Regions from separate parts of the Mus musculus genome. Here regions 2 and 3 are each linked to region 1. Evidence: chromatin loops called from intact Hi-C (ENCODE). Cell type or tissue: gastrocnemius. All regions are shown on one strand.

Region 1 (8,000 bases):
GAAACCTTTAGAGTAGCCTCTGCCAGGTACAACTGTGAATCCAAAGCAGTATTACATCCTCTGGAGGGAACATTTTGGACTCTATATTGATAGGCAGCCATTGTTAGTCTAGCTGGACCACAGCCTTTAAGTCATTCTAATATATCCATTCTATAAGTTCTGTTCCTCTAGAGAACGTGACTAATTTATATAGTGTGTGTTTGTAATCCGAGTACTGGGGAGGGAGAGTCAGGTGGATCCCTGGAGCCGACTGGCTGCTCAGTCTAGCCTACTCGGGGACCCTCAGGTCCTAGAGTCTGTCTCCAAAACTAAAGCAGCTGGCTCCTGAGGAACAACACCCAAGTTGATGCCTAGCCTCCACACACATGCATGTACACCCACACGTATGTACCTGTGCATGCATGCTGTACACACACATGCAAAATAAACAGATAAATGATATTAGTGTACACAACACTGTTGGATTAGAGGTTTCATGGTTCAGAATGGGATTTTTCTGTTGTTCAGAAGTTGTAGATAATGCTCAAATATAAAAACAGAATGTAGCCAGGCGAGGTGGCACACGCCTTTAATCCCAGCACTTGGGAGGCAGAGGCAGGTGAATTTCTGAGTTCGAGGCCAGCCTGGTCTACAGAGTGAGTTCCAGGACAGCCAGGGCTACACAGAGAAACCCTGTCTCAAAAAACCCTAAAAAAACCCAGAATGTACCGACCCCTCGTAGAACCTAAGGCAAGCCTTGATGAGCCATGGGAGGTCAGGGCCAGGTGCCTTTGGTTCTATAAAGATGGTGATGAAAGGCTGGTAGTCCTGAATCCTTCTGTAAGAGTTCCCACAGCGGGGCTCAGAGTTTGTGCATATGGGGCTCACAAAAACCCTCTTTCTTTCTTCCCCTCCCTCCCTCCCTCTTTCTTTCAGATTTATTTATTATGTACATAGTATCTGCCTGCACATGTGCCTGCATGCCAGAAGAGGGCGCCAGATCTCATTATAGATGGTCGTGAGACACCATGTGGTTGCTGGGAATTGAACTCAGTTCGTGTTCTCAACCTCTGAGCCATCTCTCCAGCCCAAGAAACTTGTTTCTGAGAGTGTCCGCAAGTGCTACAGGCTGGTTCCATCCTCAGGTGGTTCCTGAAATGGGGATACTCTCTGTGTCACGAGAATGAGTCCAGAAGCGGTGAAGGGAGGCAGCGGGGCTACACTGGGGGTTCAGCCTCAGGCACTGGTAGTAAACTTGTGTGCTGGCTAGTTTTATGTCAACTTGACATACACTAGAATCATGGGAGAAGAGGGAACCTCAAATGAGAAGATGCCTCCATAAGACTGGGTTGTAGCTAAGCCTATGGCGTGCTTTCTTAATTAGTGATTAATGTTGGAGGGCCCAGCCCATTGTGGTGGTGCCATCTCTGGGCTGGTGATCCTGGGGTGCATAAGAAAGCAGACTGAACTAGCCATGAAAAGCAATACAGTAAGCAGCACCCTTACTGGTCTCTGCAGCAACTCCTGCCTCCGAGTTCCTGTCCTGACTTCCTTCCAAGGTGAACCCTGCTGTGGAAATGTAAGAGAATGTAATGAGAATGTAAGAGACCTCTTTCCTCCCAAGCTGCTTTTGGTTATAATGTTCAGTCACAACAGTAGAAATCCCGACTAAGACAAACTGCCTGTCTACATCACCAGCCTCCATTCCTCCAGATTGGGGCTTTTGTGGGTGTAGTGATTTAAAAGGAGAACATGTTTGTTTGGGTGCATGATTTCAGAAGTTTCTGTCTAGTCATTTGCACCATTGCTGTGGGCTTGTGTTGAGGCAGAGGATCACGATATGGAACACGTGGTGGAGTGAGCAGCAGAGGACCATGGTGGGGAGCACAGTTGGGAGCACGTGGTGGAGTGAGCTGCCGAGGACCATGGTCGGGAGCACTATGGAGCACGCGGTGGAGTGAGCTGCAGAAGACCATGGTGGGGAGCACACTGAGGAGCACGTGATGGAGTGAGCTGCCGAGGATCATGTTCGGGAGCACAGTGGGGAGCACGTGGTGGAGTGAGCTGCCGAGGACCATGGTCAGGAACACAGTTGGGAGCACGTGGTGGAGTGAGCTGCAGAAGACCATGGTGGGGAGCACAGTTGGGAACACGTGGTGGAGTGAGCTGCAGAAGACCATGGTGGGGAGCACAGTGGGGAGCACGTGATGGAGTGAGCTGCCGAGGATCATGGTCGGGAGCACAGTGGGGAGCACGTGGTGGAGTGAGCTGCCGAGGACCATGGTCTGGAGCACAGTTGGGAGCACGTGGTGGAGTGAGCTGCCGAGGACCATGGTCGGGAGCACAGTGGGGAGCACGTGGTGGAGTGAGCTGCCGAGGACCATGGTCGGGAGCACAGTGGGGAGCACGTGGTGGAGTGAGCTGCCGAGGACCATGGTCAGGAACACCGTTGGGAGCACGTGGTGGAGTGAGCTACCCAAGAAGCAGAGAGAAAGAATACATGCTGTGGAATCAGATATACCCTTTAAAGTCACACATTTAGTGATCCACTTCCTGTACTGAGGCCCCTTTCAAGAATGCCATCAAATTACAAATCCTTGAAAGCATTAAGGGTCAGAGCCCTCACAATTCAGTTGCTCCCTCAAAAACTCTACCTCTGGACGTTGCACTGGGGACAATATCTTCAAAAGCTGAGCCTTTGGACGGGGGTGGGGTGAGGTGGGGTGGGGGATGTACTGCATATCCAAACTGAACTAGCCCAGGTCATCTGCTGTTGATCTAGCAACACCTTGAGGTTGATCTAAGGTAATCTTCAACTGTCTCTACCTGAGATCCCACTCCACTTAGCCCAGAAGACACAGAAAAGAATAATCAAATATACCCTGACATTGGAGGCAGCCATACTTGAGGATAGCCCTCATGCCAGCACATGGGTAATTTCCAGCCAAGGAGAAAGGTGAAGGCAACCTTGAAACATTGTGTTTTCAAGTCCCAGGGAGGTATAGGGGCAAGAGCATCTAAGACACAGCAGCAGGCACACACTCGCAATGAGACTGTCTCTGATTTCCACATTGCCATAGGTTTGAGAGTAGGAGATGAGTAAAGCTGACCACAGTGGGGGAGATGAGAAGGATGGACCAAAGATGTGGAAAGAAGAGATGCTCTACATGGGCAAGATGCCCAGAGCTGGTGCCGGTGCAAGGGCCGGAGAGGGGAGAAGCACAAGGAGCTAATACATGATGAGAAGAGATATGAGGATATGCTGGAAAAAACTGTAGACACCAAACAGCCCCAGACCTGTCAGAGAAGTCTCAGAGAGGCAGACCATCCAGAAAGACCCCCAAAGCAAGAAATAAGCACACAGAATGGAGACACCCACAGTTCTACCATTGGGATCGACAATGGCTCTTACATGGGTGGTTCTGTTCCTAAGGAACTCCGTTCAGCCTGAAGATTCCGCATCAGAGGACGGCTGGAGGCATCTTCTGGTGGAGACACGGAGGCTGCTTAGGATCCCGTGGCATAGAAGGGGAAGTCACATTGGAAGACCAGCTTTAGGTACTGGCAGTGCCCAGTGGATACCTTGCTGTGCAGCTGGTGTGGTCTCTGACCTAGGGGCTGGTGTTTGAATCTCTTTGATGACCCAGGCTCTGTACTCGTTTGCATTTACCATGGCCACTAGATGGCGCTTCAGACCCATTGATTAACACTCCCAGTTCCGAATGCTCTGGAAGCCTTATAGTGTGGTCCTACGCCTCACAAAGTCTGGTCTCAGGACTCCTTCATAATCCTAAAACTTGTGAATGTTTGACATGTGGGTAGTTTTGGTGAGTATTCAGTCTATTAGAAATGGAAAGGAATGTTTTTAAAATATCTCTTTAAAATAGCAACTTGGACAGTAGCATAACATTCTAACAAAAACAGTGATGTTTACTTAAAAGCTTCTCTGGGAAACGGGCCACACTTGGTTTGTATAGAACTTTTTCTCTTTGCTTCTCTGTAGTCATGAAACTTCTGGAACATTCCATTAACACCCTCAAGGACAGAGACTACCTGTTCTTTCTGGGCCTCTGGAAGATCTTCCTGAAAGGTCTCTGCGACAGCCAGGCACAACTGAGAATTGACGTCAGAGATCCTTCCTGCGTGCCTGGCAATAAGCTTGTGCCCCCCCTCACAAGCCCCCACTTTTTAACATGTTTTATTTTTGTTTGTGTGCTTGTTTACATTTTAAATCTGTGTGTGTGTGTGTGTGTGTGTGTGTGTGTGTGTGTGTGTGTGCACGAGCGCTCGCGCACCTGGATAAAGTTAGATGTACATGCATGCAGGTGCCTAAGGAGGCCAGAAGACAGCATCAGTTTTCCCGGAGCTAAAGTTGTGAGCCAACTGAGGTGGGCATGGGAAACTGAACTTGGGTCCTCTGGAAGAGCGGTAAGAGTTTAACCACTAAACTACCTCCCCGGCCTATCGTCTCAGTCCTCTTGGTTGAGGACAGAGGGGTAGGATGTTACTAAATATTCCTTGGGTGAGACTAGCTTAGAGAATTCTGTTTGTAATCAGCATGGCTGCAAGCGAGCATACTTGGCCCCTCCTCTTCCTCCTTCTCTTCTTCCTCCTCCTCCTCCTCCTCCTCTACTTTCTTTGTATTGTTTTTGTTCAGTTTTGCATTTTTCCAAACAGGGTTTCTCTGTGTAGTCCTTGTTGTTCTAGAACTCACTCTGTAGACCTGGCTGGCTTTGAACTCAGAGATCACCTGCCTCTGTCTACTGAGTGCTGGGATTAAAGGTGTGTTTGCTCATTCTCTGTCTTGCAGAGCCCAGGTCTTTGGACCCCAGGATACGGTGCCAGAAAACTCCTTAGAGGCATCTGTAGGTAGGGGCCCAGTTGGGAGCTCTGTCCTTGGCTCCCCGGGACTCAACCAGCCCATAACAAGAGATTGTCTTTCCATGTTGTGGTATGGACAGTCTGTGCTGGTATGATGATAGAGAATCCTGTTGCTCAGGAAAGAATTAAAAGCTGGCATTAGCAAGACCTTGGGTAACATCCCTAACACCAAAAAATTAATAGTCCCCTGTGCTGGGGATGAACTCAGGGTCTTGCTTGTGCAATAAAGGCATTTACCAGAGAATGGCAGCTCCAGCCTTAGAGGACTCCTCCTCCCTCCTCCTTTTCTTCCTCCTCTTCTTCCTCCTCTTCCTCCTTTCCTCCTCTTTCCTTCTCTTCTTCTTCCTCCTTAACAGCATCTGATTTACAGAAAACTTGGGTTAGCTATTCAGGTTCAATGTTGCTCTCCTGTTTCTTGCTGGAGTGATTGGACCCTGACCCTGGGCATCTTTATAAGCTACGTGGGTTCCTCGTCACATCCCCTCAGATGCTATCCAGTGCCATTCCTCCACCTCAGGTCCCACCCAGGACACCGCTCAACTGTCAGTAATCAAGCTCCTGCAGGGCTTCTCTTGAGGAGGACCCCAGCAGGTTTTGTCAGGTTTCTCTCTGGATTCAGGGACCCTTTGCCCTCCCCTATTGAGAACCGGAAGGTTCTTGTTTCCAGAGGGGAGGGGGATGGGAGGAGAGCTGAGCAGCCCCAGCATGGGCTGAGGGAGGAGTGGAGCCCTCAGGAGAGTGAAGCAACAGAAGTGATATAGAAAGTAACTCCATCCGTACCACACAGACTGTGTGCCCTTTGCTCTGAGTGGAGCAGGAAGCCAGGTGGCTGTTCAAAACTGTGTGGCCTTGGATTTCTCCTGTGACTGTCCTACAGGAGTTAAGACTCAGCTTAGGTGCTCATGTCCTCAGTTTTGAGCTCCAGGGAAGAAGCCCAGTGTCTCCTCCCCTCCACACCTGTTCCTCATTTTTTGGTCCATGTGGCAGGCCAGCTGTTGTGTCTGCCTGGCTGGCTGTGCTAGGCTGTGGCACAGAGAAACAAGACCCCTGGAGCCCTGGGCTATCCAGGGCATCAAGTCCTTGGGACACAATCCTCATTTGACCTCTGTCCCACTGGTTGGACTGGCACCCTCCCCTTCTTCCTTCTTTTTCTTTTTTTTTTTTAAGATTTATTCATTTATTATATGTAAGTACACTGCAGCTGTCTTCAGACACTCCAGAAGAGGGAGTCAGATCTTGTTACAAGATGGTTGTGAGCCACCACGTGGTTGCTGGGATTTGAACTCCAGACCTTTGGAAAAGCAGTCGGGTGCTCTTACCCACTGAGCCATCTCACCAGCCCCCTTCTTTCTTTTCTTAATTAAAAAAAATTAAAAAGTGTGTGTGTGTGTGTGTGTGTGTGTGAGTGATCTCCTGGATCTGAAGTTTCATGCAGTTTTGAACCACTCACATGGGTGCTGGGAATCGAACTCAGGTCCTCTGCAAGAGTTTTTATACACTGAGCCGTATCTCCAGCCTTATTTATGTATTTATTTACTCCCAAACAAGATTTTTACTGAGCTCATTGTTAGGTTTATTTGACATTGTGAAGACCAGCACAAGAGAACGCATTGTCCACTGCCCAGTGTCTTCCAGAGGGGACATTCTTTAGAATTGGACTTAGGGTGTTTTTGTGGCTGTGGGCCACCCTTCTGTGTTTGTGTATAGATGTCTGCAGAGTGAACACTGGCCACGTCAGCCTCATTTAGATCACGGTAGTGTTCTGGGGGTTCAGCTCGTATCCTCAGAATTCCTTTATTAGAAAATCAGAGAAGTTGTTGGATATGGTGATGCACATTTGTGATGTGAGTCTGGCACTTGAGGCTGAGGCAGGAGGACATCTGTGAGTCTGGCACTTGAGGCTGAGGCAGGAGGATGCTGACTCAGACTATTCTGGGTATTCATACCAAGACCCTGTCTCAAAACAAACAAACAAACAAACAAACAAACAAACAAACACATGCACATTTCACAATCAATCATCAATCAATCAATTTGATAAAAACCACACCAAGCCCGGAGCCAGTGAGCCAGCTCAGTGTGTGAGCATTTGCTGCCAAGGCTAATGACCTGAGTTTGATCCCTGGGACACACAAGGCAGGGCTTTGTTGTGCTTTCAAAAGTTGTGCTCTGGACTCCACACATACCTGTGCACACCCCTGTCATACACACACAGTAAATGTAATTAAAAACAACAAGCAAACAAACCAAAACAAGAAAACCAAGCCACCATCACCAACAGAGAGCAGGATGTATCTATCTGTAACTCCACCAGCACTGGAGAGATGGAGGCAAAAGGATCAAAGTTCAAGGTCATCCTCAGCTACATAGCAAGGTAGAGGGTAGCCTGGGCTACTTGATCCAATCTCTCTCAAACAAAACGAAGAAAACCAAGAACAACAAACCTCAAAGATTAAAACCCCCCAAGCAGCCCTCCCCCCATTTGAAGGAATATCATCGACTGGGTGTATTCTGCATTTTTCTTTACTTATCATTAAGCTCTCTCTTTGGTAATGAAGTATGTGGGCTTTCTGAGTTCCTCAGAGCAGCCTGGTCTCCAGGCATCTTGGCTTAGTGAGGAGGAGGGGTTTGGAGTCCCCAGGAGAGCTGGACAACAGGAGTGACATAGAAAGCTACTTCCAGGGGGCTGGAGAGATGGCTCAGTGGTTAAGAGCACCGACTGCTCTCCCAAAGGTCCTGAGTTCAAATCCCAGCAACCACATGGTGGCTCATAACCATCTTAATGAAATCTGATGCCATCTTCTGGAGTGTCTGAAGACAGCTACAGTATACTTACATATAATAAACAAACAAACATATAAATAAGTAAATAGAAAGAAAGGAAGAAAGGAAGAAAGAAAGAAAGCTACTTCCCATCTCAGAGTCTGTGTCCCATTTGCTCCAAGGAGGGCAGGAGGCCAGGTGATGCTCAACACTGGCTGGCCTTAGACTCCTCCTGTGACTGTCTCAAGGGAGCAGAGACCCTGTCCAGGCGTGTGTGTGTGTGTGTGTGTGTGTGTGTGTGTGTGTGTGTGTGTGCGCGCGCGCGCGCGTACACTCAGCTTTTTGCTCCAGCTTGTCCCTAGTGCTCCCGTGTAGTG
Region 2 (8,000 bases), 220 kb after region 1:
TTCCAGGAGTTGAAGGCTAGGGAGCAGTATGGGGTTTTCAAGTCTCTATCTGCTGGGGCGTGGGGGGCAGGGCTGTCTCTCTGGTCAGGGGACAGACGTATGTGTCTATGGATGCTGAGCAGAGGGGTCAGCATTCAGGGTGACTCAGTGAACAGGACATCGAGTCTCAGGCCAGAAATAGCTCTGGCTGAGAGCAGCCACCAGCATCACCGTGACGACAGGGTGTCATGGCCCCCAGCGGTAGATGTCCTGCTGTGCCAGGGAAAAACTATGCACACGCTTTGCCGTCCCTTGCCCAGAAGCCTGCAAAGGTTTGCTCTCTATGGTACAGCACTGGGAGCCTGGAAGCTTGTGCCAGAGAGGGCAGCTGGGGTGCCCAGGCATCAGAGACTTAGCAACTTAACACTCTATGAATAACACCCTCCCCCTCCCCCCATAGAGGTGATCAGTAGTCCAGGAAGGTGATGGGGTAACTTAGCAGAGATAACTTGGTGAGCATCAGAAGTTTGTCCAGGCCCCCAGTTCAGGGCATGGACTAAGTGACAGGAGGAGGGGCCTGAGGCCACGTGCACAAAGACAGACCCCACAGCAGCCAGTTCAAGGCAGAATGGGTAATAGGTCCATAGTTAGAGCCATAGGATCAATTCTTGGTTTCCAAGAGAGTGACCATGTGGTCCAGACAGGTGGCTCACTAGGCAAGGAGACCTGTGTGGTTGGAGGGAAGCTGAGGGGCAACCCAGGTAAGGCAGGGCAGCCTGTATCCAGGCTCAGCCATTCAGTGTTCTAGATGGAACACAGGGTTGACTCTGAGACACTGGGGTCCCTTGATGGTCACATGGGGCTGGGGAAGCTGGCCATGGCCCTTTCTTTCCACTTCTCCTCCAACAGGTCATGCCCGCCTGCTATGGAATCCTCTCCTTCAGCCATAACAGTTCTTAGCATTGCCAACAGAGAAGCTGTGAACGCTTATGTGTGACCCTCACGATCGGAGCTGCTGACTTTCCTCATCAAAGGAGAGGGTGGGAGGGTTCCACACTCCTCAACAGTGACCTCAGCCCTTCCTTCCTACCCCTTCGTGTCAGCTGTGTGCAGTCTCAGTGGCTCAGGAGATGTTAGAGTATATAGAACATCAGGGTTACCTCGGGGATGGAGTGGTGTGAGGTGGCAGCTGTGCAGGGGTGAGATGGTTCAGTGATGCAGCTGTTGGGGTGAGGGTGTGCCCACGTGGCTGTAAGTAACCCCTCACCCATGTTCTGTAGGTAAAGCCATTTAACATACTCATTGCCTTGACAAGCTAGAACTGGGTGGATCCATACTTTGGTCTGTGGTTAGTGCCCTATACAGGGGTGGGGGGGAAGCAGCAGAGAGAGGGTGGGGTGGGGAGAGGAGAGAAAGTGTCCTCCAAACCCCCAGGAAAAGTTCAAGCAATCCAACACTTGTCCCATAGACATCCCTGGACAGCACAGCCCTTGGGAGAGCACCTGTGTTTCCTCTTTCAACTTTAAACCATGGACCCAGATGGGGCAGATGGCGTTACATGGCAGTCTCCTTAGCTTGGACATGACCACTGCTATCTTGAATCACTCAGCCTGAGACTCTTGAGATCCAGCCTATGGGCTGACTCTCGGAGGGGGAAGTCTCAGAGGTCCTCATGGCAAACTGCCGTCCTCCAGAGGAGGTAGAGCTTGGCTGGGGTGGTGTTGGAGGAATCTTTGGGTTTTTGAGAGCTATCCATGCTGCTGGTGGGACACTTTAGTGGTGCAGTTGCCCATAAGCTGCCCAAGGAAACTCCAGATGGTATACCTGCCTTAGGGTACCGACAGGTACCCACAAGTAATACGGTAAATTCCCCAGCTCACTAAGCTGGACTTGGCCGGACCCCTTTCTTTGGTCTGTCAGTGCCTGCACCTAGCTGGACTGACTAGAGTCTTCTCATGAAAGGTCATGTGGCAGAAGGACATCCCAAGGCAGACAGACGACCCTCCTGCTTGCTGTGGTAGCTTGGAATCCTTGCTCTGTTATCTCCCTATGCCTGGGACATGGAGTCAGAGGGGTTCTCCTGGAGTAAGCTACAGGGATCTCTAGCAAAGAAATGGCTGCTTGTGTCTGGATGGTCTCACAGTGGCAGCAGCTTCCTCATTACCTTGTGGTCACCAGCTTCACCTGAAGAAATCAGACCCTAGGGGTAAGGCTCACTTGCATGGCCCAGGTGTCTGAGGCCACAGGTGGGGGGTTTAATCTCCTAGCTCTTTGGGGTGTGAGCATGAGGGGCCAGAGGCCCTCCTCACCTTGCTTTCTCCAGTTATAAAATGGCAGGGCCCACCGTGGTGGGGTAACACATGGCATACTTAAAAGAGTGACCAGCTGCCCTGCCTTCAAGTCTGTGCACCATCCCACTGCTAGACCACCATCCTTGGGGAGTCAGAGGCAGCCTGCCTGCTCTGCTGATGGGAGCAAACAGAATGGCCTCGATGGAGACTGAGAGGCCGCCTCACCTCTCAATCATCCAGGAAGCTCAGATTGATCCTCTTCCTGGATGGTTTCTACTTCCCTGGGAGAGGCCAGGGGCAAGTGGGCAGCTCGAGTGCCCTTCAGCCTCTGCTCCTAGCCTCTCACCTATAAGGTATCGGGGTGCAGGCCCACAGGTGTCATGTACCCCTAAACCTATCCTATGGCAGCAGTACCCGGGGCACATTTTTAACGGCACCCCAAAGAGCAGGCACAGCTTTCTGGCTGTCGCTGTGGTGACCAACAACAGTAACAAGTGGCATGGTTTCCGTGGTGACATGTCCTCTGAATAGTGTAATGAAGGGAGGACCCGATGTCTCACCCACCCCTGACTGCAGGGGCTGAAGAGAAAGGATAAAGGCTACGGCAACGAAGGCCCGGGACTGGGGTTGTCTGGCAGGTAGGTGCTGGTGGCAGGGTCCTAGGCTGACCTTTCTGTCTGAACTGGGCCACTCTTTCAGGGACCACACATCTTCTCAGGAAGCTGATAAGAGCCCACTGCATACACATCCTCCCAAGGGAACCAAGGACAATGTGTCCAGGGAATTGAAGAGCCTGATCCAGGTAAACTCCAGAGTAGATGAGAAACCACCCCATCAGCCCAATATGGTTACATTCTCCCCTGGTCCAGAACTAGCACCGTGGTGTCTGCTGTGAAATCCAGGCTGCCACCTCCAGGAAGCCCTGTCTGTCCTCAATTGTCCCCACACAGCTGTCCCACATCCCTCTCCAGGCTTTGATTTCCAGGAACACTCTGATGTCTGTAAAACCCACCTCTCCAGATGTTGACCTGCAAGGAGCATGGGGACACGTGGCAATTTCCCCTGGAGCAGATATCACCAGACAGGGGAGCAGGGGCCAGAATGGGGTCTGGTGTCTATCTATGTGTGGGTAGCTTGTGGTGGTGGCGGCATATAACTCCCCTCCCTTCCCCCAACAGTCCAGGACAAGAAACAAGTCCCCCTACCCCTGAGTCACAGTCACAGGGTTTAACGCCCCTCCTGGCTCCATCCTGGGAGCCCTGGACAGTGAGCAGTGCTGAGTTTGGGGGGGGGGAGTAGTTGGGTGTGATTGGGGTGGGGTTCTGCCTGGATAATTTCTCTGAGTGGGGCTGACTGCAGGAGAGCCATTGTCATCAAAGGGAGGTGAGCCAAGCCTCAGGCCTGGGAGATAAAAGGGAGAGAGAACAATGCACTATGCCCAACAGACACACAAGTCCCTCGAACTGCTGGTGACATAGGAGAAACCAGGCTTGGTGGGGCTCTAAGTGGGGCTGTGGGGGAGTACCTGGCCTCACCTGGACAGACCATTTCCCCTGAAGTGTGGAAGATGATAGGCTCTTGGACAAAGCCTGGCTGTGTCAGTTCTGAAATACCTGTCCAACCGAAAGCCTCTTCACCCTGCCCCACGCCACTCTAGGCGGAAAACTAAAGAGCTCTTTATTTGAATGAAGCAGTGAGGCCAGGTGCCAGCCCCAGTCACTGGTAGCCAGCCAGCTGGAGGACACTGGGGTAGCGGTTGCGGTGGGTCATACACTTCTGGCGGTCGATAAAGAGGCTGTTGGTCTTGACTGCGATGTCCTTCTCCAGACTCATGCGTGAATCCTCCAGGTTCCGCAGTGCCTGCTCCGCATCCTGAAGCTTCTCCTTTAACGCTCTGAGGGACATGTTCAACTCCTCCACCTCGCTCAGCAACCTGCAAGGAAAGGAACAGTAAGCTGGGGGAGAGACAAAGGAAAGGGCAGTGACGCTACAGAGGATCCCAACAGGCTTACACAGACTCCACCAAAGTGGCAAATGTTGCAAAAATTCCTGGGAACTTGCATGGGTTAAAAAGGCCCTCGTTTCTAGTCCAAAGAGGGCCTCCCTCAGCTGCGCTGAAGCAGGGAAAGGGAGTCTTGAAACACTGCCACCTTGTGGCGAAAATAAGCAATGGCATCCTGAAAACTGATTTATAGAACAAAATTACGGTAGAGGAAGAAGGAAGAAGACAGACGCTTATGCTTAGAAGGGCATACTGGAATTGCCCTGCCAGGCTTCCCTGCCCTGTGGCCTCATGAATCTTAGGTTTCCAGACTCTAGGCTTCTTCCAGGAAGGCAAAGCATCCCAGAGTGTTGCACAGGATCCTGTGCTGTTTCTGACACTCAAAACCCCTCCAGAGCCCTCCCCACAAGCACTATGTCTGCTCATATGTAGGACTGATCCTGCAGGAGGGGCTCATGGTAGCCTCAAGTACTGAGTAAGACTAAAGGGCCTCAAGGATGACCCCAGCCTTCCAGGGCTGCTCAAACAGCAAGCAGTACCTGAACTGGGCATTGTCCCGGCACAACTCCACATTGGGCCGGTGTGACCGCTGGTAAAGGCGAGTCTGGGCCACACGCAGAGGGGCCTCCTTGTCCTTGATGGCCTGCTTCAAGGCTGCAATCTGGTGTTCCTGGTCTGTGATCTCCGTCAGGGTCTGTAAGGGCAGTATGTGAACCTGAGGCTGCCTCAAATTCTGGAGCAAACAGGGCACCTGCCTATCCTAACCCAGCATGTGGGATGGGCTAAACCAGTTGCCCTTAGTCTCCCAGCCTTGACAAGACACTCTGAGTCCTCCGCCTGTGTCCAGGGGCAGCCCTGTACAAGGCTCTCAGCGGGTCTCATGAGTCGGGGCAGTCTGTTTGCTCTCTAATGCTGGCTACAAAAGTCAGGTCTTAGAGGCTAGATAGGCCACAACGGGAATTTAGAAGCAGGACCCCAAAACCACTCTCTGCTCCCATACTATCTTCTTCCCAACCCCATAGCACACAGCTCCTGCTGGTCAGCAGTGGAGGTGCCAGAAGATCACTCCCCAAAACTGCTTTTACATCAAATCAGAGAATCTACAGAAGTGTATGGATGTCTGCTTCAGGGTGAGCTGGTCACAGAAGGACTCTTGAAGCCAAGTGGTGACTTAAGCAAAGTGGATAGCAACCCTGGTCCCTGTGGATAAGGGAACCCAAGTCCTAGGCAAGGGATGGGCGTGGCTTGAGTGGGGTCCGAGCACGAGAAGGAGACATGCACAGATGTGAGTAGGTGTATCCTAAGCATGGGATGGGCTCGCTGGTAGGCGTGTCCTGATGTGCTCAAACAAGTGGGCGTGTCCAAAGGCGGGCGAGCCCTGCGCTCCCACCTTTCGAAGGTGGTACTGCAGCTTCTGGAGTGAGTCGTCCAGCTCTTGGCAGCGGCTTGAGAAAGCCGAGTTCACTGCATCGCACTGTAGCCGCAGGTCCTCGGCCGTATCCCGCAAGATGCAGTCAATTAACTTCCGCAGGTTAACCGAGGCTAGCCGCTCGCGCTCGGCTCGAAGCAGGTTGTCGTGATTGAACTTGGCCCACGTCTCGGGCGTGGAAGCACTGAGGGTGGAAGTTGCGGCCTGGTCAGGGTGTAGTCACACAGAGACTCCCGCACTGTCAGCGATCCCCAGTGTACCCCGGATTCCTCCCTCACACCGATATACCGAGGTTCTCCCATGCCTCTAGAGATCCTTTGCTTGCCCTCTACTGGTCACGAGCAGAAACGCTTTCCAGGCCACCCACAGGGCACTAGCCCTGTGTGAATTGTGGGTGCCAGGCACTTGAGTAAGGGGCTTTCCAGTTAGTCCACCCCAACAGCAGACAGAGGTTCCCCAGGAGAGCTGGGCCAGGTTCTCGTGGGGGCAGGAGTCCTTCCTCAGATTTTGGAAGTAGAGCGGAGAGTGGCAGGGACAAACGGGTTACAGAGCCTAGAATCCTACCTCTCCTCGAACTTGCTGGAATGCGGATAGAACTGCACCTGGGTGCTCTCATTGGTGTAGCGGGAGCAGGTATCGTCAATGTTGTAGACTTCCACTTTGTCCGACCAGTTCATCTCACACGACTCCTTATGCTCCCTGTTCAGCCTGGAGGGCATGAGGGGGGGGGGCGGGGTTTAGGGCTCACTGTGTGCCAGGGAGCCCTGGGAAGCAGGCCCCATTTCAGCTCCAGTTTGTGCTCAGACAGCCTTCCATGGCCAGCAGTGCCCAGGTTCCAGAGCAAAAGTGGAGATGGTTGTATTCGCTGAGCAGAGCCTGCATTCCACTAGCTAAGATTTGGAAGCCTTCTGACCTCTCAGCCACAGTGTCAGGTCCCTACCTGTCCTGCCTCCACCTCAGACCAGCCTTGGGGACAGAGTCCAGCCCTCGGGTCCCTCAGGGGCTGCTGTGACCCACCGTATCTGGTCCACGGCTTGTCCTATCGTCCTCTTCAGGAGTTCCTGGATGTTCCTGATCAGCTCGGTTTCCTGGAAATGAGACCGGTCCTCTCTGAGCAACCCTGCTCAGAGACTCGGGGACTCAGCAGGAGCCAAGGTATGGACCTCACCAGCATTGACTTTTTGCCTTAATCTCTGTCCCCCCTCCACCCCCAGAAAAAGGTTCAGCCCTTGTGTGCGACGTTCACTCCGGGTAGTGTTAGCATGTTGCAAGTGAGTGTCTCCTCTAAAGGGTATCTTTTTGCTGTTGGGTCACCTAAGACAGCTGTCCAGACTCTGGGATCATCCCCAAAACTCCCACAGTTTCCTGAGGAGCATACCAGCCTTATATCGAGCTCTATACTGCCTCTGAGGAACTCAAGCCCACGGGACATCAGATGCCCTCTGTCTGCCCACTTCCCACCAAGAATAGGTAGGAAACTCTAAGTTTCCTTTAACCCCAACATTTTCTGGGTGCCAGGATTATCTTGTGCTCAAACCCACCTGGGCCATGATCTCCAGTGTCCAGTGTCCTCGGTCCCTCTCCCATCTCTGCACCCACTGGCCGAAGTGGGCAAGGCCTAGGGGTAGGACAGGAGTTCTCTGGGGCCCCAGCCTGGCGGTTTATTCCCCAGCTCCATCATTCATCCTTGCCCATGGGCCTGAGGCTACCACAGGAGGCGCCAGCTCTGAGGAATTCCCAGTTGTGTGGCACCCAGGCTGAGTGGCCCCATAATCACACAAGACTCCCCAAAGCAAGCTGCGCTGGGGTTTGAGGGAAAGGTACCCGATGAAGGGAGGGGGACGTGGCAGGGTTTGTTTTCGGTTCAGTTTGGGTTTTGGTGTTTGTTTAAGAGTCTCATATGTAGTCCAGGCTGGCCTGGAGCTCGTGTTCCTTCCTCAGTTTCCCTGACACTGGGATTATAGTGTATACTAGGAGAACATTGAAGCTCAGGCTCTGGGGTTCTGGGGCTCTGGGGAGAGAGAGCAGATGCCATGGGCATCCACAAGCCCTCCATACATGCAACACTGGCTGGCCCGGCTTTCTACCCTGAACACCAATAGCACTGCAAGGGGCATGCATGGTGGTACGGGGGAGCCTTTGGCTTAGCCAAAAACAAAACAACCTCAGCCAGAAGAATGTGGCGCACGCCTTTAATCCCAGCACTTGGGAGGCAGAGGCAGGTAAATCTCCTAGTTTGAGGCCAGCTTTGGTCTACAGAGTGAGTTCCAGGACAGACAGAGATACACTGAGAAATCCT
Region 3 (8,000 bases), 290 kb after region 1:
CTGTGCATACATGTCCAGATATGCCTCTTGTGGGTGGTGCCCCTAAAGTGTGATCCATTTAAACTAAGGATGATATAAATCCCTACTGACTGTAAGACTCTTCCTCATGTCGTCATCCCACTATTGGAGGAAGCTCTGGGGTGCTCTGAGGAGACCCAGTAGGCTCCTCATTCCTAAGCTCTGTTTATGTGTTTGTACTGTAAGGCCTCTATGTAGGATGATAGCTTGGGCCCATAGAGCCCTGCACTGATCCTGTCACAGAGCTGCAGCCATTAGTGCTGTCCACAAGTGGCCTCAAGGCTCCCTCCCCTCACTGCTTACACTTGGAGCTTTATCTGACATCCGCTTGCCTATCAGGAGTTTGTCCTTCACAGTCCCCTGCACCGAGCTTGATCAAGGCCAGCCTCTGTGAGCTCGCCCTTGGGTCCGTGGACCTGGAGCATACCCCTGACATCCAGTAGGTACTCCTGGTGGGTGGATTTTCCCACTCAGTGACGGACAGAGCAACAGAGGAATTTGGTCCTTTCCCAGGACAGACTTCCCGAGATGGGCTTTTTGAGGCTGAGTAGAGTTTACCTCAACAGAGAGAGAAGTGGCATCGCTGAGTATACTGGCTGCCACCAGACTCAGGTCAGCCATGATCCGTATCCCCCGACTAGGCCCCCAGCATGACCATCCGCCCCACCCCTAGAGTTCTACCGGCTCTGCCTGACCCTATGGCCCCAGGCTGCAACATTTCTAGGCCAAGGTGGGATCTGGGGTTAGGAGGTGGGGTGAGCTTAGCCTCTTGGGCTTCCTCTCCAGTCGTGTGGATGAGCCCTGTACGTAAGGCTCCAGCACACTGCTTCCCACTTCTCTGTAAATTGGCTGGCATAATGGCTCAGCTGGGTTCTGGGCTTAAAGAATTTCATCCCATTAAACAAAAATACCATGCGGTTTGAAATATTTGTGCTGGAGCCGCCCTGACTATTCCTCAGGCGAGCCACATGGAGCTGTAATTAGTGCCTGGCGGGTAGCCACCAGTGACTTTTGGGGTGCAAGCCTGTGGCCTAGCTGTGATTGTCTGTGTTGTTTCTATGTTGTCCTACCCTGCGCATGAGTTTGGCTGTTCCCTAGCCTAAGCAAGTTAGTCTGGGCCTAGAAGGATCTGTCCCTGCAGGGTGTGGCAGATGCATATTTTCTGAGCACAAGGGCTGTCTCTGGGGCAGTGGGCAGAGAGTGACAGTCACTGATGGGTGCTCGGCTAGGCCCATCAGTGACCTGGCAGATGAGATACCCTGAATATCAGTTTTCCCACCAGAACAGGTTATATCTACAGAGCCTGTCACATAAATGCTATGACAGAGGTTATAAGTCCAAAGATGTCAGGCTGTGTGTATGGTGTCTACTTCCTGGGTCCCCACACCACCGTCCTCACATGATCTGTGCCCCATGTCCACATGTCCTGGAGCTAGCCCGTATCCTTATTCTACCTGATAGGGACTGGCCTTCCAAGGTTAACTGACCGTTAGCCATGGACTGAGTGCCTGTTTCCCCTTAAATTCCACTGTAACATCCCAGGAGTATATTAGAATGAGAAACTGGGGCCTTTGTGGGTTGTGTTATCTGATCTGTGGTGATCAGATATGGTTATGAGGGTAAGGGTCCTCAGAGTCACCTGTGTACAAGATCTCTGCCATTTATGGACACAGGAGCCAGCTGCCTGTGGCCCAAAACCTTCCCTGTTACACCGTGATCTTGGTTCCCAGCCTCCAGACTAAAACATATGTTGTGTGAAAGTTCCCAGTACCAGCAAGTCCCACTCCCTCCCCATTCCACTTTGTGTCACACTGGGCCTGGGTATGCCTGGAGCTGGGACTCCTCCATATCATGACCTTCACCCACCACGGGGTCACAGCTGAAACAGATGTATGGGCCATCCTGGCCCAACCAACTTGGCACCTGGGCAGTGGCTTCCCAGAGGGGCAAGAGCAGGACTTATGGTTCTGACCTTTGGGGCAGAGCCTCTGAGACCATAGTATATAGATGCCATGCTGGGGCTGATGCCCAGGTAGCAGGATGCCTGGTCCCAGGGATGAAGCAACAGCCTTGGGAAACCAAGGTCCAGCAGGCTTCACTTTGAAATCAGATTTTCCGGGGGCGGGGCGGGGGGGCGGGTCTGGACCATCTTTTTTTAAATGTCACCACTATTAATAACGTGGCTGCTGATGGAGGGAAGACAGGGACAAGGCCAAAGCCAGTAGGTCATTCACAGCCTGAGCCACCTTTGGGATATAGGCCAGGCCCTGTGTAGGTGTAAGGAAGCTGTGTGAGGCTTGGGGACCTGTGGTAAGGGTCAGCCTAGATGAGGCCTGCTCAGGGCAGGGCTTCCCCGAAGGACCACAGGGGAGGTGCCCAGAGATGACAGAAATGGGGGGCAGGTTTCACCTGGCTTTGTGTGTGTCTCAACAGAGATGAAGAAACTGTCTGGCAACCTGTCAGACAGATGCAGGCAGGAGGATGAGTTGCCTTTTTTTTTTTTTTTTTTTTTTTTTTTTTTTTTTTTTTTTTTTTTTTTACAGGAGGCTCCAAGAGTCAGGGGGATTCCAGAACCCTGTGTGGACAGGGGGCCTGACAGGGAGGGAGGGGCTGGACAGCCTCGAACAGCATAGATTCAGTGTCTTCCAGCATCCAACTAGGTTTAGGGTTCCTCGGGAGGGAAGGTGCCAAACTCACCACCAGTACCTGGAACTCGAAGGTTCTAGATACTGTCCACTAGGGGGGAGGGGGGTAAGGCCTCCCTCTATACAGAGCTCCCAGTAGCCTAGCAGCTCCAGGAGGCTCTGCCTCACTAACATACCAAAATCTGGGATCTTATACATCGGTGCCCACACATTGTAGCCAGGGAGTCCCAGGCACAGAGGGCTTTTGAGCTGGGCAGACTGGCAGGATCTGTGACCATAGCAGCTGCCCTCCACCCTGCTAGAAAAGTACAGTTATTGAAGTGTTATCCACTATCCCCCAGTGCTTCTAGGGCTTCAGGGGGTAGATGGTAGGGTTAGGATGGACTTGGGGCTCAGGGAGAGGTAGAGCAATGTCTCTGAGGGTGTGGGAGCGGAAAAACTAGAGAGGGGTTTGCGCCAGGCTGGGAGAGCAGGCTGGTGGTAGGCATTGCTGTGAGGTTTCCCTTTTAAATAAATACCCGGTTGCCAGGCAACAGTGGTGGGGATAGCCAGGCTTTGCATAGATGGATTGGGGGTGGGGGTCAAGGACCCAGTTGGAACACAGCCTGCAGCAGGGTTCCTGGTTTCCCATGGATGCCAGCCATCATGCCACAAGGTGCCCTGTCTGTCCCCTTTCCTAGTATGCCTGGGATCCCAGCTCCCATGTCAGTACAAATTTGTGTTTGCAGCAGTCGACACACACATCTCAGATCACAAGTGTAGGCTGGGTTTTCTCACTAAGGTGGAGATGGTAGTGTCTCTAGTAGTATGTAGAAAAGAGAAGGGGCCCAGCCACATGGACTGGGGAGCCGAGGCCCACCCAGAGAGGCTGCTGCCTGCCCCTAGCCTGCAGAGGAGTTGAGCACCTGAGCACTGGTCCACTCAGCCTTTCCATCTCTTGAGGGACAGATAAAGTCTACAGATAGAGGGCAACCTGTGTGATGAGCATACAGTGGGGACATGAGAGAGGCGTGACTCAGGGGGCCTTGCTGGCAATAATGTGACTGGTAGTGACTCCTCCCAGTATAACTTTCTTCATCCTCAATGGGCACTATGAGGAGCTGGTTAAGGCAGCAGAGATACAGGAAGGAGGCCAAATCCTGGATAGGGCAGCCTAGGCAGAAAGGGGCAAAACTGCATAGTGAAGAGAGAGACCCCGTGACCCTTCCCTTGAGTTTCTTCCCAGCCTCCAGGCCCAGGCACCATAGGATCCCACAGGACTACAGTAGGCAGTCCTGGGTCCCACAGAAGGGCCCTGCTCTGTGCTCTCCCAGGCCGGCCCCTATCCATACTACCTAGCCATGGAGAACAGAAGCCACATGGGGGCTCCTTCCAGATGGGCTCACCACAGTTCTGCAGAAAGGAGCCAGACCCTGGGGGTGGGGGGAGGGGTGGGGGAGGGGAAGAATACCAGGCCATGTTCCCATGGAAGGAGTGTCCAATCCCCTTGGGTCACTAATTTGAGCTTCAGGCAGCTGTGCAGCGAGGCCCAGGCAGTTATTTCTGGCCCAGAGAATTCCAGCAGAGAGGTCCCTGAGAGCCCATCCTGTGGACCAGCCGTCCTCCTCCCCAGTAAGTCACCTGGCTCAGTTTTTGTCTACTGTCCATCCTTCCTTTCCAGGACCACTGGAGAAGGTTGTTCAGGATGCTCTTGGGGAATCCCACTGGGCAGAGGTCAAGCCAGGCCCTCTTGCCTCCTCCCGGGATTACACTGGTAGTCCTGAGTGGAGCAGCTGGTGGGGAGGGGCTGTCACTATGATTGGTCCTCAGTGAGGACTAACCGGGAGAGTCTGGAAAATGTGAGAAGCAGGGGCTCCCCTTCCAAGCAGCACCCCATGGTGTTCTGGGGGTGGGGCGGGGTGTGCATGCTGCCACCAAGTGGCTGGCAGAGTCTGGGTGAGGTTTCTCGCCCACACAGCCTGCCTTCCTGCAGGCACAGGGACTAGAGGGGTGGGATCAGGCACTTTTCCACTCAATTATCCCTTGAAAAGATCCCGAATCAAGCTCTTTATTAAGAGCTAAGCAGAGACATTAGCGCACTTTCTAATTAGCATGGCTTTAAAAACTGCACAATTAGAGCCATTGGCATGTATTCAGCGGGGCTCCACGATGTCAGTCTCTGCGGATAGGGGGGCTTGGCCTGGGAAGACCTGGGGTCCTGCCCCCTTTGAAGACCTCATAGGGTGTGTTTACAATGCACTCCAAGTGCCCCTGTTGTGTGTGTTTGAGACATGTACAGTACACTGGATCAGATAGTAGTTTACACGTGGGTACACGTCTGGTATCCAAGCCAGGCTCTGGGTGCCCCGCTGTAGAGCCTGCCCCTGCGGCTGACCAGGCACACACTTTATCTAGGGCCAGAGCAATGAGCTAGGGGGGTGGTGCTGCCGTACATGACCCAGGCTATGGGGACCAGCTCACCGCAGTTGTTAATCAGGGACAGGGAAGCAGAGTGCCTCACAGGGTTGGGGGAGGATGAGGATGAAATAGAATGTTCTGGCAGCTAGAGCTGAGTATTCCCAGTGACCTGGCCTCCCCGTTTGAGGGGCTAGAGTGGGGAGTGGCTCCCACACCCTGGCCTCAGGAGGAAGTATTCTCCCACAGACAGCCTGCCCCCCCCCCTTCCCCTGGGTGACCCTGAGCAGAGCAGGCAGCTGGAGAACAAACAGCTCCATGTTTGGTCGGCTGCCCTCACTCCCCACCCCCACCCCCCACCCCCACCCCCAGCTCAGCCCAGCCTGCCGTGAGTCACGCAGGCCTAGGCCCAGGCTCCCAGGCCATGTTCCCTGGGCCTGGCCATGGGGGTGGGGATAAAGGAAAAAGGTCTCAAAGAATGGGAATGGAGAGCAGGAAGCAGGTTGACTAGGCATTGGGGGGCGGAGGGGGCGGGTTAGAGAGGTGGTGAGGGGAGGACATGGCCAAGATTCCCCCCACCCCAAGATCCTGAGCTTTGGACAGAGGGGATGCATCGCATCAACTACCCTGCACCTGTTCCCTCCAGCCTACCTGAAGTGGGGGTGGGGGTGGGGGGGACAAACCCTGAACCTGGTGGAGCTAGCGTGTGGTGCCACTGCCTGTGGCAGTACTGAGCCCTGAGCATCTGGCGACAAACCACTTGTCTCAGCTCTGGATGCCTCCTGTACTGATGGAAGGAGAGCCGAGAGATTGAGACCCAGGTGACCTTAGGTAACAGCTGCGCATCCCCCCCACCCCCCACCCCCGTCCTAGGAGGGACCTAGGCGGAGGTACAGCTGGTCCTGTGGTAGCTGGAACAAATGCGCACACACTCAACGGTCCACTTCTGGAAAGCTCTGGGTCGGACCAGCTGGCCCAAGTACAGGGGTCTAATGAGGGGTGGGGGTGGAGTAGGACACACTGAGTTCCTCAAGGAGGGACAGGGGAAAGGAAGCTGCCACCCATGCCTGTGTTTCTTGTGTGGGATCACTCCGATGACCCCAACAGGACTGACTGCCTTGTCCTGACCCCTCCTGTCATCCCTATCTTTCCCAAATCCCAGACCTGAAAAGGATATTCACATACATTCCCCCATCTTGAGACCAGTGGTACAATGCAGGAATGGGTAGCCGAGCTGGGCCAGGTCTGATGGAAACCTTTGGAAATGGAGCTGGGCTGGGGATCCCCTCTGCCTTTGCCCTAATTGGGTCTCCAGGTTCCTCCTCACCTTATTATCAGCCTGTTGGCATGGCAACAGCCTCAGGGAAGAAAGAGAAACCTCCTTCAATCATCACATCCTGCAGAGTGAGTGCTCCGCCCCTGAGACCTGACGGGAGACCAGGACAAATGCCTACAGAGAGCTCCCTGGGCACTGACCTGTGAGAAAGGCTTGGGATTTCCACCACCTCTTCCTGGGGAACAAGGAAGGCATGCAGACCCAGAGGGCTGGGGGGCTGGCTTTGTTTGCAGTAGGTCGTGGGTAGCAATGTCAGACTGGAGGATATGGCCATACCCAGGTGTCTGCAGGCCCCCTGTGCATTTCAGGCATCCCCAGGGAAAGGAATAACAGGCTCCACCTACCCTGACTTGTGAAGTCGCTAGAATATCTTGTCCAGCGTTGGGGTTCCCTCCAGGGTTACAGTTGATCTCAGCCACAGAGCTCCATCCTGCCCATCTGGAGGGAGCCAATCCAAGGTGTGGGTCACCCTGTCATGAGGGAGCACGTAAGGATGGAGAGACCCCTTATCCCCTGCAGTGGAGTCATGTTCTACTTAGTGGTGACCTACCTGCCCTTCCGAGCATCTTCCCAGAGCCTTCTGATTTGAACAGACACCAGAGACACCTCTGCTGAGCTTGCATGAAGGAATCTGTGCCTCAGTAGAGGCTCCTAACAGTCACTCGCTGAGGCTCCATTCATTATAACTTACAGGGACACTGAGAGGGCCACCCTACAGGCTAGAGAGGTCATCGTGGGGAGTAGCAGGGGACTGGATCCTTGGAGCAGCCAGGACAAAATGGGAGTTGAGTATTGCTTTCCCAGGCTAGGCTACACAGAGCTCTGGCTTGGATTATGTGGCCAGGGCACTAGGAAGCCATGGCAGCGTGTTGAGCTGCTGCCGTGTTTTAGAGGCAGCTTAGATGGATTGAGGGGTGGTGTCGTAGCAGGAGCAAGGACAGATCTGGGGCCTCTCGGAGGGATGTTTCTGGGTCACAATGGACTGTGAGACATGACACTATGGGGGCCCAGTTATTTGGGGCTGAGGATGGGAACTAAGAGTTTGAGGAGTGAGCCATGCTATAGACTAGTCCCTGGCCTTGAGGGGCAGCCCAAGGAGAACAAGGAAGGAAAAGGCTAGGGTTGTGGGACCTCAGAGCTGGAGACCTCAGCCAGGTAAAGGTACATCGGTGTGAAGTGTGTCATCTCTTACTGGATGGTTTCTGTCTTCCTTTGGAGAATCCTGAAATCTTCAGACACCTTGCCCCAGACATGCCCAGTGCCATAGAGTGAGCACCATAGGTAACCTAGTACAGCAGTGCCTGAGGGACCAACCTATACAATCACATCCAGACCACATGAGCCAACCACCTGGGCTGTGCCTGGTGGAGGCCACTAAGCACGGAGCATGTAACCCCTCACACAACCCTGGAGTAGGAAGACTGGGCCAGGTTCACTGGACTGGCAGCCCGGGGCAGATGTGCCTCTGTACTCTGTTTCTTATTATCTCTTTGCCCTGGTAATTCATGACCTGGCTCCTGGAAAGGCCTAGGTAAGAGCTCCTTGCTATCTGCCAACCAGAGGTTGCTCAGCCTTTGGTTTAGGGAGCCCAGTACTCCTAGTTCAAG

Evidence for each region. Hi-C counts contacts between places; a loop is a spot of excess contacts. Peaks named below come from ENCODE experiments on the same cell type or tissue, not always from the same donor. Only the 100,000 strongest peaks of a DNase experiment are listed, where the experiment ranks them.
Region 2: it touches region 1 in a loop (13-fold over the local background); 31 of 42 quality-filtered maps call a loop at or near these places.
Region 3: it touches region 1 in a loop (2.1-fold over the local background); 20 of 42 quality-filtered maps call a loop at or near these places.

The regions. Positions count from the first base shown.
Region 1 is chr17:25,694,293-25,702,292 of GRCm38, reverse strand. No RefSeq gene overlaps it. Among named protein-coding and RNA genes, the nearest start is that of Gm22645, 4.1 kb to the right of the region's middle. In gastrocnemius, CTCF peaks have their summits at 982 (motif pointing right) and 3,650 (motif pointing right); a DNase peak (open chromatin) is centred at 3,651.
Region 2 is chr17:25,472,525-25,480,524 of GRCm38, reverse strand. Tekt4 (tektin 4) reads right to left here. Exons shown (of 6, transcript NM_027951.1): 2 at 6,719-6,789; 3 at 6,266-6,409; 4 at 5,663-5,885; 5 at 4,812-4,966; 6 at 3,931-4,203. The coding sequence ends at 3,987. Among named protein-coding and RNA genes, the nearest start is that of Tekt4, 4.9 kb to the right of the region's middle. In gastrocnemius, CTCF peaks have their summits at 5,671 and 6,025 (motif pointing left); DNase peaks (open chromatin) are centred at 4,002, 4,406, 5,681 and 6,023; H3K4me3 peaks cover 594 bases.
Region 3 is chr17:25,402,765-25,410,764 of GRCm38, reverse strand. All of the region lies in intron 2 of Cacna1h (calcium channel, voltage-dependent, T type, alpha 1H subunit), which reads left to right. Among named protein-coding and RNA genes, the nearest start is that of Gm33617, 19 kb to the right of the region's middle. In gastrocnemius, no CTCF peak of the experiment used is centred here; DNase peaks (open chromatin) are centred at 4,046 and 4,527; H3K4me3 peaks cover 286 bases; H3K27ac peaks cover 2,004 bases.